Linked DNA regions of Homo sapiens: region 2 is linked to region 1. The links are chromatin loops, found by intact Hi-C in ENCODE. Cell type or tissue: HCT116. All regions are shown on one strand.

The links. A loop is a pair of places that touch in the nucleus more often than their neighbours do. Peaks named below come from ENCODE experiments on the same cell type or tissue, not always from the same donor. Only the 100,000 strongest peaks of a DNase experiment are listed, where the experiment ranks them.
Region 2: it touches region 1 in a loop (3-fold over the local background); 6 of 110 quality-filtered maps call a loop at or near these places.

Annotation. Positions count from the first base shown.
Region 1 is chr12:120,427,391-120,435,390 of GRCh38, reverse strand. No RefSeq gene overlaps it. Among named protein-coding and RNA genes, the nearest start is that of COX6A1, 6.7 kb to the left of the region's middle. RefSeq lists a silencer at 1,699-1,899. In HCT116, a CTCF peak has its summit at 4,757 (motif pointing right); a DNase peak (open chromatin) is centred at 4,750.
Region 2 is chr12:120,231,750-120,239,749 of GRCh38, reverse strand. The region is part of intron 1 of PXN (paxillin); the gene reads left to right. Among named protein-coding and RNA genes, the nearest start is that of PXN, 30 kb to the left of the region's middle. RefSeq lists enhancers at 499-1,129, 5,259-5,818, 6,939-7,498, 7,499-8,000, 7,538-8,000. In HCT116, CTCF peaks have their summits at 3,806, 4,009 and 4,884 (motif pointing left); a DNase peak (open chromatin) is centred at 4,808; H3K4me3 peaks cover 4,183 bases; H3K27ac peaks cover 7,637 bases.

The DNA.
Region 1 (8,000 bases):
AACTCCTGACCTCAAGTGATTCACCTGCCTCGGCCTCCCAAAGTGCTGGGATTACAAGCATGAGCCACTGCACCTAACAAGCATCCTGAGTAGTTAGGACTACAAGTGCACACCACCTCATCCAGCTAATTTTTTTTTTTTTAGAGACGGGGTCTTACTATGTTGCTCAGGCTGATCTCAAACTCCTGAGTTTAAGCGATCCTCCCACCTCAGCCTCTCAAAGTTCTGGAATTACAGGTGTCGGCCACTGTTCCTGACCCAGAGCCAGAATTTAAATCTAGAAGTCTGGCCCCAAAGCCTCCATGTTTAACCACTCTGAGATACTGCACTCTTAGCACAGTGCCTGGCACAAAATGAGTGCTCAATAATTGTTAACTGTTAGAATTGTCTTGATCTAGTCCAGGTGCGATGGCTCATGCCTGTAATCCCAGCACTTTGGGAGGCCGAGGCAGGTGGATCACCTGAGGTCAGGAGTTCGAGACCAGCCTGGCCAATATGGTGAAACCCTGTCTCTACTAAAAATACAAAAATTAGCCGGGCGTGATGGTGGGCACCTGTAATCCCAGCTACTTGGAAGGCTGAGGCAGGAGAATCGCTTGAACCTGGGAGGTGGAGGTTGCAGTGAGCAGAGATCGTGCCATTGCACTCCAGCCTGGGTGACAAGAGTGAAACTCTGTCTCAAAAAAAAAAAAAACAAGGAATTATCTTGATCTGTTGAAACAAAACTACTTCAAGTTGGAACTAGTCTTAAATTTTTTGACCATAAAAGAAAAAAAAACAAAGAATTGTCTTGATCGAGGTGGTACAGGGTCAATAGAAGAGGATCAAAATGGCATTTGGCTTTGGAGGGGCAGTCAGTCTGCCCTCCTGTAGGATATGACATCTAAGTCACCTACCCTCAAATAAATGAGTGAGTCAGAGACAAGTTTGGGCTGGGATGGAAAGAGTTTTCCAGAAAGATATCTTTCCAAAAGATACCACCAGAGAGGCTGGGTGCAGTGGCTCATGACTGTAATCCCAGCACTTCGGGAGGCCAAGGCAGGCGGATCACCTGAGGTCAGGAGTTTCAGACCAGCCTGGCCAACATGACAAAACCCCGTCTCTACTAAAAATACAAAAATTAGCTGGGTGTGCTGACACACACCTGTAATCCCAGCTACTTGGGAAGCTGAGGCATGAGAATCGCTTGAACCCAGGAGGCAGAGCTTGCAGTGAGACATGATTGCACTACTGCACTCCAGCCTGGGCAACAGAGGAGACTCTGTCAAAAAAAAAAAAAAAAAAAAAAAGGCCAGGCGCTGTGACTCACACCTGTAATCCCAGCACTTTGGGAGGCTGAGGCGGGTGGATCACCTGAGGTCAGGAGTTCTAGACCAGCCTGGCCAACATGGTAAAACCCCGTCTCTACTAAAAATACAAAAAAAAAAAAAAATTAGCCAGACGTGGTGGCAGACATCTGTAATCCCAACTGCTTGGGAGGCTGAGGCAGGAGAATCTCTTGACCTGGGAGGCAGAGGTTGCAGTGAGCCAAGATCACGCCATTGCACTCCAGCCTGGACGACAAGAGTGAAACACCGTCTTAAAAAAAAATTAGCCAGGTGTGGTGGCGGGCACCTATAATCCCAGCTACCTGGGAGGCTGAAGCACAAGAATCACTTGAACCTGGGAGGTGGAGGTTGCAGTGAGCCAAGATCCAGCCTGGGCGACAGAGCCAGACTCCGTCTCAAAAAAAAAAAAAAAGATTTCTGACTGAAGTGCACCTAGAGGTTTGCATAGAAGGCATAGAAGGCTGGGTGTCAGGGTTGGTTTCCTTGCAGTGGGAGGGGGCGGTCCAGCTGGGGTAGGCTGAATAGCGTAGCTGTGCAGGTTAGAACACTGGATTTAGACCTTGAGCCACCCAGGTTTGAGCCTTGGCCCTAGCCCTTCCTGCTAGGAAGACCTAGAGCAATCTGCTTTACTCTGAGCCTTTCTTTCTTCATTCATAAATGGGGCTAATAACTGGATCTTCCAGAGATGTTGTGAGCTTAAATGTGTCAATGTAGGTAGAAAGCCTGACACGTGGGGGCGGGTGTGCACAGTGATAGCTATTACTTATTTCTGTGTTCCTACCCCCACCTCTCAACCTTCTGCCGAGCTAGATTGTCAGCTTTAGAGGGCAGACCCCCAGTATCATCTATCTCTGTGACCCCATAGAATTTGGTGCTCAGTTATTTTTCCTTACTGGTCCCTGTTGATGCTCATACACTCGTCTACACCCGAGGTTCTGCTTAGGCCAGCCCCACGTGGTTCCCCACCTCTGTCTGCACACATCACACTCGGTTCTCACCTCTTCCAGGAAGCCTTTCCTGGTTACATCCTGACCCTGGCCTCTGGTCCCCCAGTGATGTTCAGCCCACTGTACCTCTTATGATGACTATTCCACTTCCTCATTCCACTTCAGGCCCCAGGAGACCCCCTAACCTTTTTTTTTTTTTTTTAAGACAGAGTCTTGCTCTGTCACCCAGGCTGTAGTGTAGTGACACGATCTCGACTCACTACAACCTCCGCCTCCTGGGTTCAAGCAATTCTCCTGCCTCAGCCTTCTGAGTAGCTGGAATTACAGGCATCTGCCACCACACCCGGCTAATTTTTGTATTTTTAGTAGAGATGGGGTTTCACCACGTTGGCCAGGCTGGTCTCGAACTCCTGACCTCAGGTGATCTGCCCACCTCGGCCTCCCAAAGTGCTGGGATTACAGGCGTGAGCCACTGCGCCCGGCCAGGAGACCCCTTTTTTTTTCGGATTCCTCTAAATTCTCTCAATGCCTGGCACAGGCCAGGCATAACAAAATGGTTAAGAACTCAGGTTCTCAGACAAAGCTGGATTTAAGTCCACCTCTGGCTGGGTGAGGTGGCTCACACCTATAGTCTCAGCACTTTGGGAGGCTGAGATAGGAGGATCACTTGAACCCTGGAGTTCAAGACCAACCTAGGCAACATGGCGAACCCCTATCTCTACAAAAAATACAGAAATTAGCTGGGCATGGTGATGCCTGCCTGTAATCTCAGCTACTTGCGAGGCTGAGGTGGAGGATTGCTTGAGTCCAGGAAGTAGAGGTTGCAGTGAGCCAAGGTCATGCCACTGCACTCCATCCTGGGCAACAGAGTGAGACCCTATCTTTTTTTTTTTTTTTGAGACGGAGTCTCACTCTGTCACCCAGGCTGGAGTGCAGTGGCACAATCTCAGCTCACTGCAACCTCTGCCTCCCTGGTTCACGCGATTCTCCTGCCTCAGCCTCCCGAGTGGCTGGGATTACAGGCACCCGCCAACTTGCCTGGCTAATTTTTGTATTTTTAGTAGAGACGGGGTTTCACCATCTTGGCCAGGCTGGTCTCGAACTCCTGACCTCGTGATCCACCTGCCTCGGCCTCCCAAAATGCTGGGATTACAGGCGTGAGCCACCACACCCAGCCAAAACCCTATCTTAAAATATAAAAATAAATCCAGGTTCTGCTGCTATTGCTGGACAAGTAATTTTATGCTTCAGTTTCTTCATCTGCAGAATGAGGAAAATAATAGTACCTACTGTTAGGGTTTTTGGGAGAACTGAACATGATGATGTGTGTAAAGCACTTAGCACTTTCCTCAACCTATAGCAGTGATTTGTGTTATATTATTATTAATAAACCACTATTACATTAAGTTTAAAACAAAGCAGATATATTGTATGTGAAAAGGTGGTATATTGGAATGTATTGATATCGGTCCCTCTTACATTATATCTCAATAAAGCTGTTAAAAACAAGAAAGCAGGCTACAAAATATTAAATGTATACTTCTATTTTTGTAAAACACACGACAATTCCGTAAGGGCTACACTCACATGTTGACAGAAGTTATGTCTGGGCTTTAAATTTTCTTTTTAAATTTTCTACCATGAACGTATAGTACTTGTATTATAAGAACAAAAGCTTTCATCAAAAAGCAGATTATAAAGTTGCTATAGGCTAGGCGTGGTGGCTCATGCCTGTAATCAGAACATTTTGGGAGGCTGAGGCAGGAGGATTGCTTGATTCCAGGACTTTAAGACCAGCCTGGGCAACATAGGGAGATCCCATCTCTATTAAAAAAAAAAAAAGTTTTTTCTTGCATTGCTGTAAAGAAATTTTAAAAAGGTCAGGCATGGTGACTCACACCTGGAATCCCAGCACTTTAGGAGGCCGAGGTGGGTGGATCACCTGAGGTCAGGAGCTCGATACCAGCCTGTGACTAATATGATGAAACCCTGTCTCTACTAAAAACACAAAAATTGGCCTGGCGCCGTGGTTCACGCCTCTCATCCCAGCACTTTGGGAGGCCGAGTCGGGTGGATCACGAGGTCAGGAGATGAGACCATCCTGGCTAACACGGTGAAACCCCGTCTCTACTAAAAATACAAAAAAACTATCCCGGCGTGGTGGCGGGCGCCTGTAGTCCCAGCTACTCAGTAGGCTGAGAAGAATCGCTTGAGCCCGGGAGGCGGAGGTTGCAGTGAGCCGAGATTGCGCCATTGTACTCCAGCCTGGGCAGCAAGAGCGAAACTCCGTCTCAAAAAAAAAAAAAAAAGTTTTAATCAAGTCGCTAGCGGCACTTCCGTTGCTGGTATTAGTTCCATTAGATTGTAAGCCACATGAGGGCAGGGACCCCTTCTGCCTGGAACAGAAAAGGCGCTCAGTGAACATTTACAGCAAAGCCACCGGGTGGGGCGACTCTTGACACCCGCGTCTGCAGTACCGCTCTCGCCCAGTGGGTGGCAGGCTCCGCATGTGCGGGCGCCGCCCACGAGCCTGGCCAGAGGAGTCACGCCCGCCACCTTATACGTGGCTGTCTGGTCTCAGGATCCTTGGAGGAGGAGGGGAGGTGGAGCTTGTGCGAGGGCTGGAGAGGACCCTTCCTGGGCCTCAAGGACTCCTTTTTTTTTTTTTTTTTTTTTTTTAATAATTTCTTTAGAGACAGGGTCTCTGTCGCCCAGGCTGGAGTTCAGTGGCGCCAGGTTAGTGATCGCTTTGAGAGAAAGACCTCGGCCAGGCGCAGAGTGGCTCACGCCTGTAATCCCAGCACTTTGGGAGGCCGAGGCGGGCGGATCACCTGACGTCAGGAGTTCAAGACCAGCCTGGCCCACATGGCGAAACCCTGTCTCTACTAAAAATACAAAAATTAAACGGGCTTGGTGGCACATGCCTGTAATCCCAGCTACTCGGGAGGCTGAGGCAGGAGAATCGCTTGAACCTGGGAGGCAGTTCTGCTCAGTCTCTTGAGTAGCTGGGGTTACAGGCATCCGCCACCATGCCCAGCTAATTTTGGTATTTTTAGTAGAGACCGGGTTTCACCATGTTGGCCAGGCTTGTCTGGAATTCCTGACCTCAGGTGATCCGCCTGCCTCGGCCTCCCAAAGTGCTAGGATTACAGGTGTGAGCCACCACGCCCGGCCAAGTTTTGTATTTTTTGTAGAGATGGGGTTTCACCATGTTGCCCAGGCTGGTCTCAAACTCCTGAATTCAAGTGATCCTCCTGCCTCAGCTTCCCAAAGTGTTGGGATTACAAGTGTGAGCCAGGTTGCCTGGCCAGGAGATCCTTCTAAAGTATAATCTGCCTATCCCACCATCCCTGTTTGAAACCCTGTTGCCCCCAGGATAGAACTCAAACTACTTACTCTGACCTCCAAGGTGCTAAGGAATACCATCGCTGCCTATCTCCACCATTATCCCTAGGGACACCACATCCATCCTCCGAGCTAGGCTTCCTTCTGTTTCTGAAATGTGCCAAGCCCCTTCCAACCTCAGGACCTTCGCTCGGGCGGTTCCCTGTCCCAGGACTGCTCTTCCCCCTCCCCCATTAACTTCTAAGTCGCCTGGGAAAAGCTTCACGAGAGCAGGGAGCTTGTCTGTCTTGCTGACTCCTATATCCCAACACCAAACACAGTACCTGACACAAACAAAGTGCTTACTTTTTTTTTTTTTCCTGAGATAGAGTCTCAGTCTGTCACCCAGGCTGGAGTGCAGTGGCCCAATCTTGGCTCACTGCAATCTCTGTCTCCTGAGTTCAAGCAATTCTCCTGCCTCAGCCTCCCTAGTAGCTGGGATTACAGGCATGTGCCACTACACCCAGCTTTATACATATATATATGTATCATCAAAAAAATATATATATATACACACACACATACATATACACACAAGTCAATTCTGCTTCTTTAAATTTTGACACAATGTCTGGACTCTTACAGTGCAATATAACAGGTCATGAATTATGAATTCTGTTTTTATCTAGCAGATTCATGTGCTCCACAGCTATTTTCTAAACTCCACCCAGGCAATCACCACAGTCCTGTCTGCATTTCCCACGACAGTCTGCAGAGTAATAACAAACACTAATTGTTCTTAACTTTTTTTTAAAGCCAGGCGTGGTGGCTCACGCCTGTAATTCCAGCACTTTCAGAGGCTGAGGTGAAAGGATTGCTTGAACCCAGGTGTTCAAGACCAGCCTGGGCAACAAAGTGAGACTCCCATCTCTACAAAAAACAAAAAAATTAGCAGGGCGTGGTGGTGAGTGCCTATAAACTCAGCTACTCAGTGGGAGGTTGAGGTGGGAGGATAATTTGAGCCCAGGAGGTCAAAGCTGCAGTGAGCACCACTGCACTCCACCATGGGGGACAGAGTGAGACCCTGTCTCAAAAAATCATTTTGGCGGGGTGCAGTGGCTCACGCCTGTAATCCCAGCATTTTGGGAGGCTGAGGCAGGTGGATCACCTGAGGTCGGGAGTTCGAGACCAGCCTGACCAGTGTGGAAAAACCCTGTCTCTACTAAAAATACAAAATTAGCTGGGTGTGGTGGCACATGCCTGTAATCCCAGCTACTAGGGAGGCTGAGGCAGAAGAATTGCTTGAACCTGGGAGGCGGAGGTTGCGGTAAGCTGAGATCATGCCATTGCACTCCAGCCTGGGCAACAAAAGCGAAACTCCATCTCAAATAATAATAATAATAATAATTTATTATTTTTAAAAATTCTTTTTATTTATTATTTTTTTGAGATGGAGTCTTACTCTGTCACCCAGGCTGGAGTGCACTGGTGTGATCTCTACTAAAAATACAAAAATTAGCTGGGTGTGCCGGGCATGGTGGCTCACGCCTGTAATCCCAGCACTTTGGGAGGCTGAGGTGGGCGGATCACGAGGTCAGGAGATCGAGACCATTCTGGCTAACATGGTGAAACCCCGTCTCTACTAAAACTACAAATAATTAGATGGGTGTGGTGGCATGCGCCTGTAGTCCCAGCTACTCGGGAGGCTGAGGCAGGAGAATTGCTTGAACCCGGGAGGTGGAGGTTGCAGTGAGCCGAGATCACGCTGTACCACTGCACTCCAGCCTGGGAGACAGAGTGAGACTGTTTCAAAAACAAACAAAAAATAGATTATAAATTCCACGAGAGCATTTAGCTTATTTAGCTTGTCTTTGTTGTTGTTGTATCCCCAACACTTTGCACAGTTTTTGGGACATAACTGATAAAATGACAATACTTAACATTTTCTGAGGTCTCACTGTGCATCAGGTGCTCTTCCAAAGATTTCATAAAAGGCTGGGGGCAGTGGCTCACACCCGTAATTCCAGCATTTTGGGAGGCTGAGGCGGGTGGATCACTTGAGCCCAGGAGTTCAAGATCAGCCTGGGCAATGTGGCAAAACCTCCTATCAAAAAAATTAGCACGGAATGGTGGTGTGAGCCTGTAGTTCCGGCTACTTGGGAGGCTGAGGCAGGCAGGAGGGTCACTTGAGCCCAGCAGGCAGAGGCTGCAGTGATCTTAGATCCTAAGAAGATTTCATAAGAAAATTCAAGGGTGGGAGTTGAGAGGAGGATAAGCAATTAGTTAATGGGTACAATGTATGGTACTTGGGCCATGGATACCCTAAATGCCCTGCCTTGAGCACTAGGCAACCTATGGAAGTAACAAAATTACACATGCGCCCCATAAACTTCTACAAATA
Region 2 (8,000 bases), 200 kb after region 1:
AGACAGAGTCTCGCTCTGTCACCCAGGCTGGAGTGCAGTGGTGTGATCTCAGGTCACTGCAACCTCCGCCTCCCAGGTTCAAGCAATTCCGTTGCCTCACTCAGCCTCCTGAGTAGCTGGGATTACAGGCATGCACCACCACGCCTGGCTAATTTTGTTTTTGTTTTTGAGACGGAGTCTCACTCTGTTGCCCAGGTTGGAGTGCAGTGGCACGATACTGGCTCACTGCAACCTCCGCCTCCTGGGTTCAAGCGATTCTCCTGCCTCAGCCTCCCGAGTAGCTGGGACTACAGGCATGCGCCACCATGCCTGGCTAATTTTTTGTATTTTCAGTAGAGACGGGGTTTCACCATGCTGGCCAGGCTGGTCTCGAACTCCTGACCTGTGATCCACCTGCCTCAGCCTCCCAAAGTGCTGGGATTATAGGCGTGAGCCACCCCGCCTGGCCTAAATTTTTGTATTTTTAGTGGAGACAGGGTCTCACCACATTGGCCAGGCTGGTTTGGAACTCTTGACCTCAGGTGATCCGTTGGCCTCGGGCTCCCAAAGTGCTGGGATTACAGGCGTGATCCACCACACCCAGCAGAAACTTCCACCCTTTAAAAAGGAGAAACCAGTGGCACCAGGAAGGGCAGTAGTGGGACAGGTGCTTGCTCAGCTCCCTGGCTTTTTTGGTGACCATTTCCTGTCTGAACATAAAGATGGGCAGGAGGAGAAGGAGCAGCCCCACCCGACAGTTTGGTTCCCGTCAGAAGTTCCCTAGCTGACCACGAAGCTCCCTGTGTTGCAGTACAGTAGTTAGGGGGCAGAAGCACGGGATTTCTTGTCCTTGGGAAGTTTAGCTTAGGAGCGTCCAAGGACAGCTGTGCCCCCCATACATAGCTAGGCACAGAGCAGGTACTGCCTGAAGGAGGAATGATGGGGTTCACCCTAGCACCTCATGGCAAGACAGCAATCTCTGCAGACACTGCAGAACCTAGCATCCACTGGAGCTAGTGATGTAAATAGTCTACCTGAACAGTCACCCAGTTTCCCCTCAGAGTATTGTTTCTATTAGAAGACATTCTCCACAGCTCAAAATCCAACTTCCAAACAACCTTCTGGAATGCTCCACGTGTGTACATGGGGACTTTCTGTGTGGTGTTTCTGGGCATTGCGGCCACGTACTGCTGTTGCCCTCTGGCTCTGCTGGGCTGGATTTGCGGAGCCCCAGAGTGTCTCCTGCAATAAAATCCAAACCAGGGGCGAGGTGTGTACCCCCTCCCCCATCAATCCCTGGCATAGCCAGCTGGGCATGGTGGAGGGAGGCCAGGCCAGCCAAGCCTGGTTGGAGCCCTGGAACCCTCTCTGCTGCATGAACCCCCGGGCACAGGCACCTCCGTTCAGTTTACCCATGAGGCTTGGCATCTGCTTGGCCTGCTTCCTCAGCTTTGGAGTTAGTGGGCTTCTTGCAGGCTAACTACGACGTGGTCTCATTTGAGTTCTGTTCCCACCCTATCCCTCTCCCCTGCACCTTGATATACCTACACGTGAACTCCACTAGCCAGACTGAAAGCCCAGAGGTCTCCCTGGGTGCTTTTTGTTTCAGGAAAATATCTTCTCTCCTTTTTTTCTATTGTGGTTTCCCAGCGTGACTCTGCAGCTCCATCTGCTTCCTCCCTGTCCAGGAAGAGGCAGATTTCCCCATGCGGAGAGTTGGCAAGGCTCCGGGCCTCCGGAGAAATTGGCCTTGCCCTCTTCAGGACAGTGGCCGGGGCATTCCTCCTTTGTAGCTCAGTGATGCCATCCCACCAGCGCCCTGGGTTGGGTCAGGCCTGCTGCCTATGATTGTGCCTGGGGAGCCTACAAAGCTCAGTGGGGTGGGGGGACTGAGACGAGACTTGGAGCTTCTGTGCATGGGATGGGCCCTCCTGAGACCACTCCTTATTCAGGAGGTGCCAACTCTCTGTGGGGACGCCAGCTGTCAAGGGGCCTCAGCATTTCCTAGAGCCCTGAAATCAGCAGATGGCTTCCAAAATTTGTGTGCCCAAGAAGACCCAGGGCTGGATGAGGTAGACACTTCTAGGGAGGCAAAAGGGTCACTGAGGGTCAGCTCGGGGAGCACTCTGGGGGCAGCTAGCCTGACTCCCCTCCCCCACTTCTTCTCAGCACTCGTGACCATCTATGATAGTGGTTTCAAATGGTGCGCTGCCAGGACATAGCCTTCAGATGACACCAAGGGTGTGTCTGGCATTCTTTGCACTCCTAGCTCTTTCTTTCACTCAAGTAAATGCACTGGAACACATGCGGGTGGGGCTGATGGTCATGGAGTCATCTTGAACCCACTTCAGTTTATTTTCTCCAAAATAAAAGCAATGGCCAGCAGGAGTTCGAGACCAGCCTGGCCAACATGGTGAAACCCTATCTCTACTAAAAATATAAAAATTAGCAGGGCGTGTTGGCACATGCTTGTAATTCCAGCTACTTGGGAGGCTGAGGCACAAGAATTGCTTGACCCCAAGAGGCAGAGGTTGCAGTGAACCGTGATCATGCCACTGTACCCCAGCCTGGGCAATAGAAGTGAGATTCTGTGTGTGTGTGTGTGTGTGTGTGTGTGTGTGTATACACACACACACACACACACGTACATACATAAGCAAGCAAGCAATGACCAGGTGCAGTGGCTCATGCCCGTAATCCTAGCACTGTGAGAGACTGAGGCAGGAGGATCGCTTGAGCCCAGGAGTTCCAGGCTAGCCCTGGCAACATCCTAAGACCCTGTCTACAAAAAATAGAAAACTTAGCCAAGTGTGGTGGCATGCACTGTAGCCCTCATGACTTGGGAGGCTGAGGTGGGAAGATCACTTGAGCCCAGAAGTTTGAGGTTGCAGTGAGCTATGATCACACCACTGCACTCCAGCCTGGGTGACAGAGTGAGACCTTGTCTCAAATAAATAAATAAATAAATACATAAATAAAATTAAAAGATCAGCTGGGGCCAGGCACAGTGGCTCACACCTGTAATGCCAGCACTTTGGGAGGCCAAGGTGGGTGGATCACGAGGTCAGGAGTTCAAGACCAGCCTGGCCAAGATGGTGAAACCTTGTCTCTACTAAAAATACAAAAATTAGCTGGGTGTGGTGGCAGGCACCTGTAATCCTAGCTACTCGGGAGGCTGAGGCAGGGAATTGCTTGAACCCGGGAGGCAGAGGTTGCAGTGAGCTGAGATGGCGCCACTGTACGCCAGCCTGGGCGACAGAGTGAGACTCCGTCTCAAAAAAAAAAAAAAAAAAAGATCATCTGGGCATGGTGGCACACACCTATAGTTCCAGCTATTCATGAGGCTGAGGTGGGATCCCAGGAGGTGGAGATTGCAGTGAGCTGTGATCATGCCACTGTATTCCACCCTCCAGCCTGGGTAACAGAGCAAGACCCTGTCTCAAAAAAAGAAAAAAATCAGTTGCAGATGTCCATACCTTATGATGATTAGCCAAGGACTGGTGACACACCTCATGGCAGATTGCACGTCAGGGTCGAGAGCCAGTGGCTGAGGACAGCTCTATGCTCAGGCTTGTGTTTCCCCAGCGTGTTGTGCCCTCTGCAGCCCTCTTGTGCCCAGACACAGAGTAGTTAAAAACAGCAGTACAGAGGGCAAGACATGGAACTGCCTACTTTTTTGCTCAGTGGGAAAAGTGCTTGGGTGAGACATGTGGCTGTCCATTGAAGGGAACAGCTATGCTGACTGTGGGTTGGAAAATCTAGGCTGGCTGTCTTGCTGGCTGTCCCGTGTTGGCTGGTTTGGTGCCTACAGTGGAGTCCCTTGTCTGCCTGTGTGTCTCTTAATGATTCTGATGTCATCTCTGCGAGGTCAGAGGTTGGTTCCCGGGGCAGGCCCATCTTGCACCCTGAGGTTCAGATGGGACCACAAGCAGCGTAGCACAGGGGGAAAACACTTGTGCGCGTCGACCTTGCACATCAACAAGTTAGACCAGAACATGGAGTGCACCAGCCTTCTCAGAATTCTTGAGCTCTCTGTACCACCACTAGGGGCTCCTCTGTGGCTCAAGACCCCTCCTGAGGCAGAGGGTGAGGAGGAGGCAGAAAGAAAAGAGAACAGGAGACTTGGAGTGGGCAGCAGTAGAGCGGAACCCAGCAGGCCCGCCTTTTTGGATTCCTCTGGGGGCTCTGGGGATGTGTGTTGTGGGAGTGGAGAGTGGTGACGAGCAGAGGACGGACAGCTGCTGAAAGCGATCATTCCTCTCCTTGTGGGGCATCCTGGGAAGAACATGGGTGATCTCTGCAGTCAGGCAGCGCAGTCCTCGTGGGGCCTTATGGGGCGGCTCTGGGTGTCTGCATTCTAATCCCTGGCAACAAATGGGGCTGCAAGGCTGGGCTCCTGGTAGATGCTCAGGAAGGGTTGTTCCACTCCTCACCCCCTCCTGAGCTGCTTTCTAGCCTCGCAGCCCCGTCTTTGGATCCCTTTTTGGCACTCTGCTGGGCTCAGAGCTTCCGTGGCAGGAGCAGAGGCTGCTCTCTCCTGGGTTCCTCTGGGAGCTACCATGGAGCTTGGGCAGTTCCTTCTATTGTTGCGATTCTGGGTTCAAAGCCACAGGCCTCTCAGACAGCTGTGACTTCCCGGCAGGCAGTAGGGATGGGGTGGGGGTGGAGGCGTTGGGGCCCTGCAGCTTCCCTCGCTTGCCTCTGTCCTTGCTAGGCAGTGAGTTGGAGGCGCCTGGGCTCAGCTGATGTTCTCCAAGGAGGACTTGGAATGAACCCGAGACACAAAGGGTGAGGTCAGTGGTTTGCTCAGCAAGAAGGCTGAGTTAGTGACAACCTGTCACAGCTCCCAGGATCCCTGGCTGCAGTCCCTGGCTCCGACTCCTCCCCCTGCTGGCCTTAAGGGAGATGAAAATCAGTGATGTGGATCTATTGACTGAGTGTCTCCTGTGTGTCAGAGTGGGAGGCTTACGTTTATTTTATCCCAGCCACCAGGATGGCTCTCACATTCTTTTTCATCCATTACTCACTGTGCGCTATGAGGTGCCTGAGTAAACTAAAGCCCAGAATTATCTAGTCACTGGTCACCCAGGCTAGTGAGTGGCGGATTTGAACCCATCCTCCTCACTGTTAGATGGCCCATTCCTTCCACTCTACCACACTGCCATGCAGGTGGGATGCCCAGAGGGTGTCCAAAGAACTGTGTGACCATCCTAGCTCCCAACGACAGCAGACCAGCCAAATCTGTGATATGGGCAGGGGTGGTTTTATGTGTGGACAGTGGGGGCTTTGTGGTGCTGCTTAAAATTGTTTGCCAAAGTCCCCAAGAGCAAAATCTTATCTGTTTTTTTTGTTTTGTTTTTTTGAGACAGAGTCTTACTCTGTCGCCCAGGCTGGAGTGCAGTGGCGCAATCTCTGTTCACTGCAACTTCTGCCTCCTGGGTTTAAGCCATTCTCCTGCCTCAGCCTCCCAAGAGGCTGGGATTACAGGCATGCACCACCATGCTCAACTAAATTTTGTATTTTTAGTAGAGTAGAGATGAGGTTTCACCATGTTGGCCAGGCCAACATGGTTTCGAACTCCTGGCCTCAAGCAATCTCCCTGTCTCGGCCTCCCAAAGTGCTGGGATTACAAGCATAAGCCACCATGCAGGCCTTGAAGCCTCTCTTTTTATCTTACGATTTCACTTGCATTTTGCATTTGACTCCATAATGTAGCCTTGTTTGTTTTAAGACAATGATTTACATTTCTTGCCCCTGAGTACATTTGATCCTCAGAGTGTTCTGGGTTTATCCTGAGGTGGCTTCCTGTACCCCTGGCTTCCATCTGTCCCCTGGGGGTATGGATATCCTTGTGCGAGAGGCTCAAACCAGGTGAATGATGATAGAGGTAGTGGTGGGACACATTCAGTATTGTGAAGAAAGGCACGCTGGCAAAAAGGGAAGCGGGGAGTCCAGTTTGGCTGGAGACATGGGTTGCAGTGAGGGGGACCAAGGAGGCAGTGAAGGTTAGTTTGGGGCCATATTCTGAGAGGGTCAAGAACAGAATGCCATCCCCAGGGTTTCTGACCTTGTTTTATAGGCAGAGAGGGCAACAGTGGGTGAGTATTATAACTCCACCCCTTGCTCTGCACACATTCATTCAAGCCCCTCTAAGAGGCCTGTGAGGGCCGGGCACAGTGGCTTATGCTTGTAATCCCAGCACTTTGGAATGCCGAGGTGGGTGGATCACTTGAAGTCAGGAGTTCGAGACAAGCCTGTCCAACAATGTGAAACTTCGACTCTACTAAGAAAATACAAAAATTAGCCAGGTGTGGTGTGTACCTGTAGTTCCAGCTACTTGGGAGACTGAGGCAGGAGGATCATTTGAACCCGGGAGGTGGAGGCTGCAGTGAGCTGAGATCATGCCACTGCACTCCAGCCTGGTTGACAGAGCAAGACTCCATTTCAAAAAAAAAGGAGGCCTATGAGGGTATCCATGCTGTGGGGATTCAGGAGCAGGAGGATGTTCTTGCCCACAGAGGACCTGCAGTCTAGGGGGAGAAGCAAGAGTGAAGTGTGAGGCATGCCCCAAAAAGGCTGGGTGCCAAGAAGTTCGGGCCGATGGTGTGTGCAGGAAGCGTTAGATTGGGAGAACCCAGGGCAGGGGGCTGCAGTCAAGTTCAGGTAGGCACTGAGCATGGATTCGAATGCTAGTCCAAGTGGTTGGCTGTGGTGATGAAAGGAAAGGGAGGCAAGTGATGACAGGGAGAGGCCCCGCGAAGGAAGAATTGATGTGACTTAGTGACCAGCTAAATGTGGGAGCTATTAAAGGGACTTAGAAAAGAGAACTGGGGAAGTCAGGCAAGCGAGAGCTGACTTCGGGAAATGACCTTGCTGCCTGAAAAAAGGGGAAGGTGCTGGCTGGTTAGTGAGAACCTGATTAGCAAAGAGTGGGTAACTAATGCTATGAAATCCACAAAAATCGCAAAAAAACTGCAGCTCATCTCAGGAACAGGCAAACTTTTGAACTTTTTGTTCGGGTCTCTGTGGGACGATGACTCACTTTGAGCCCCTCCTAACCTCTGTTGGTGATTAGCAGGGGTGAGAGGCCCAAGGAGCCGCCCTGCTCTGCAACAGATCAACTTGCCTGGAAGAGCCCAGATTGCAGGAATGGGCTGGGGTCGATTTGGAACAGCTGAGAACCTTTCCAGCCCATGAGTCTCCTGGGTTTGAGGCTGTCTTTTTTGTATGTGAATCTGGGTTTTACCCATTGAAGGAGCTGTGAGTTGGGCCTGGAATGGGGCCCTGGACTTGACCTGAAAAGGTCTAGCATCTCTGGGCGACCTAAAGAGGTGGATGACATCTGACCAATGAAATGTGTCCACAATGTTCTGGGACCTCTGGAGGAGGGAGGGCCCACTGATTCTGGACAGGAGAGATGAGTTATTTACAATATGAAAGAGACTCTGGGGATGGGCATGGTGGCTCCTGTCTGTAATCTCAGCACTTTGGGAAGGCCCAGGCAGGAAGATGGCTTGAGGCCAGGAGTTCAAGACCAGCTTGGGCAACATAGTGAGACCCTGTCTCTACAAAAAAGTTTTTAAAAGCCTAGTGTGGTGGCATGTGCTTTTAGTCCTAGCTACTCGGGAGGCTGAGGCAGGAAGATCCCTTGAGCCCAAGAATTCTAGGCTGCAATGAGCTGTGATCAGGCCTCTAGCCTGAGTGGCAGAACAAGACTTGTCTCAAAAAAAGAAAAAAAGAAGAGAAAGACTCTGGTGTTTGGCCAGCCTGGCCTGAACTCCTGTGTCTGTAGCCTAAGGCAGATGCATAGAAGTGCTCAGAGTCAACCTGGGCAGCCTTGTCTCACCTGCTGTTGCTTAAGCTCCTGGAGCCCAATTTGATGGGGAAGTGGCTGCAGCCAGGAGCCTGATGGGTGGGCCTTGTGTGTGCCTGGTGCAGATGGGCCTGGCACAGTTGGTCTTCTGCCTGGAGCTCAGGGTGACTGCTGGAGTTGCCTTGCAGCCATTATTTTCTCAGGTCTC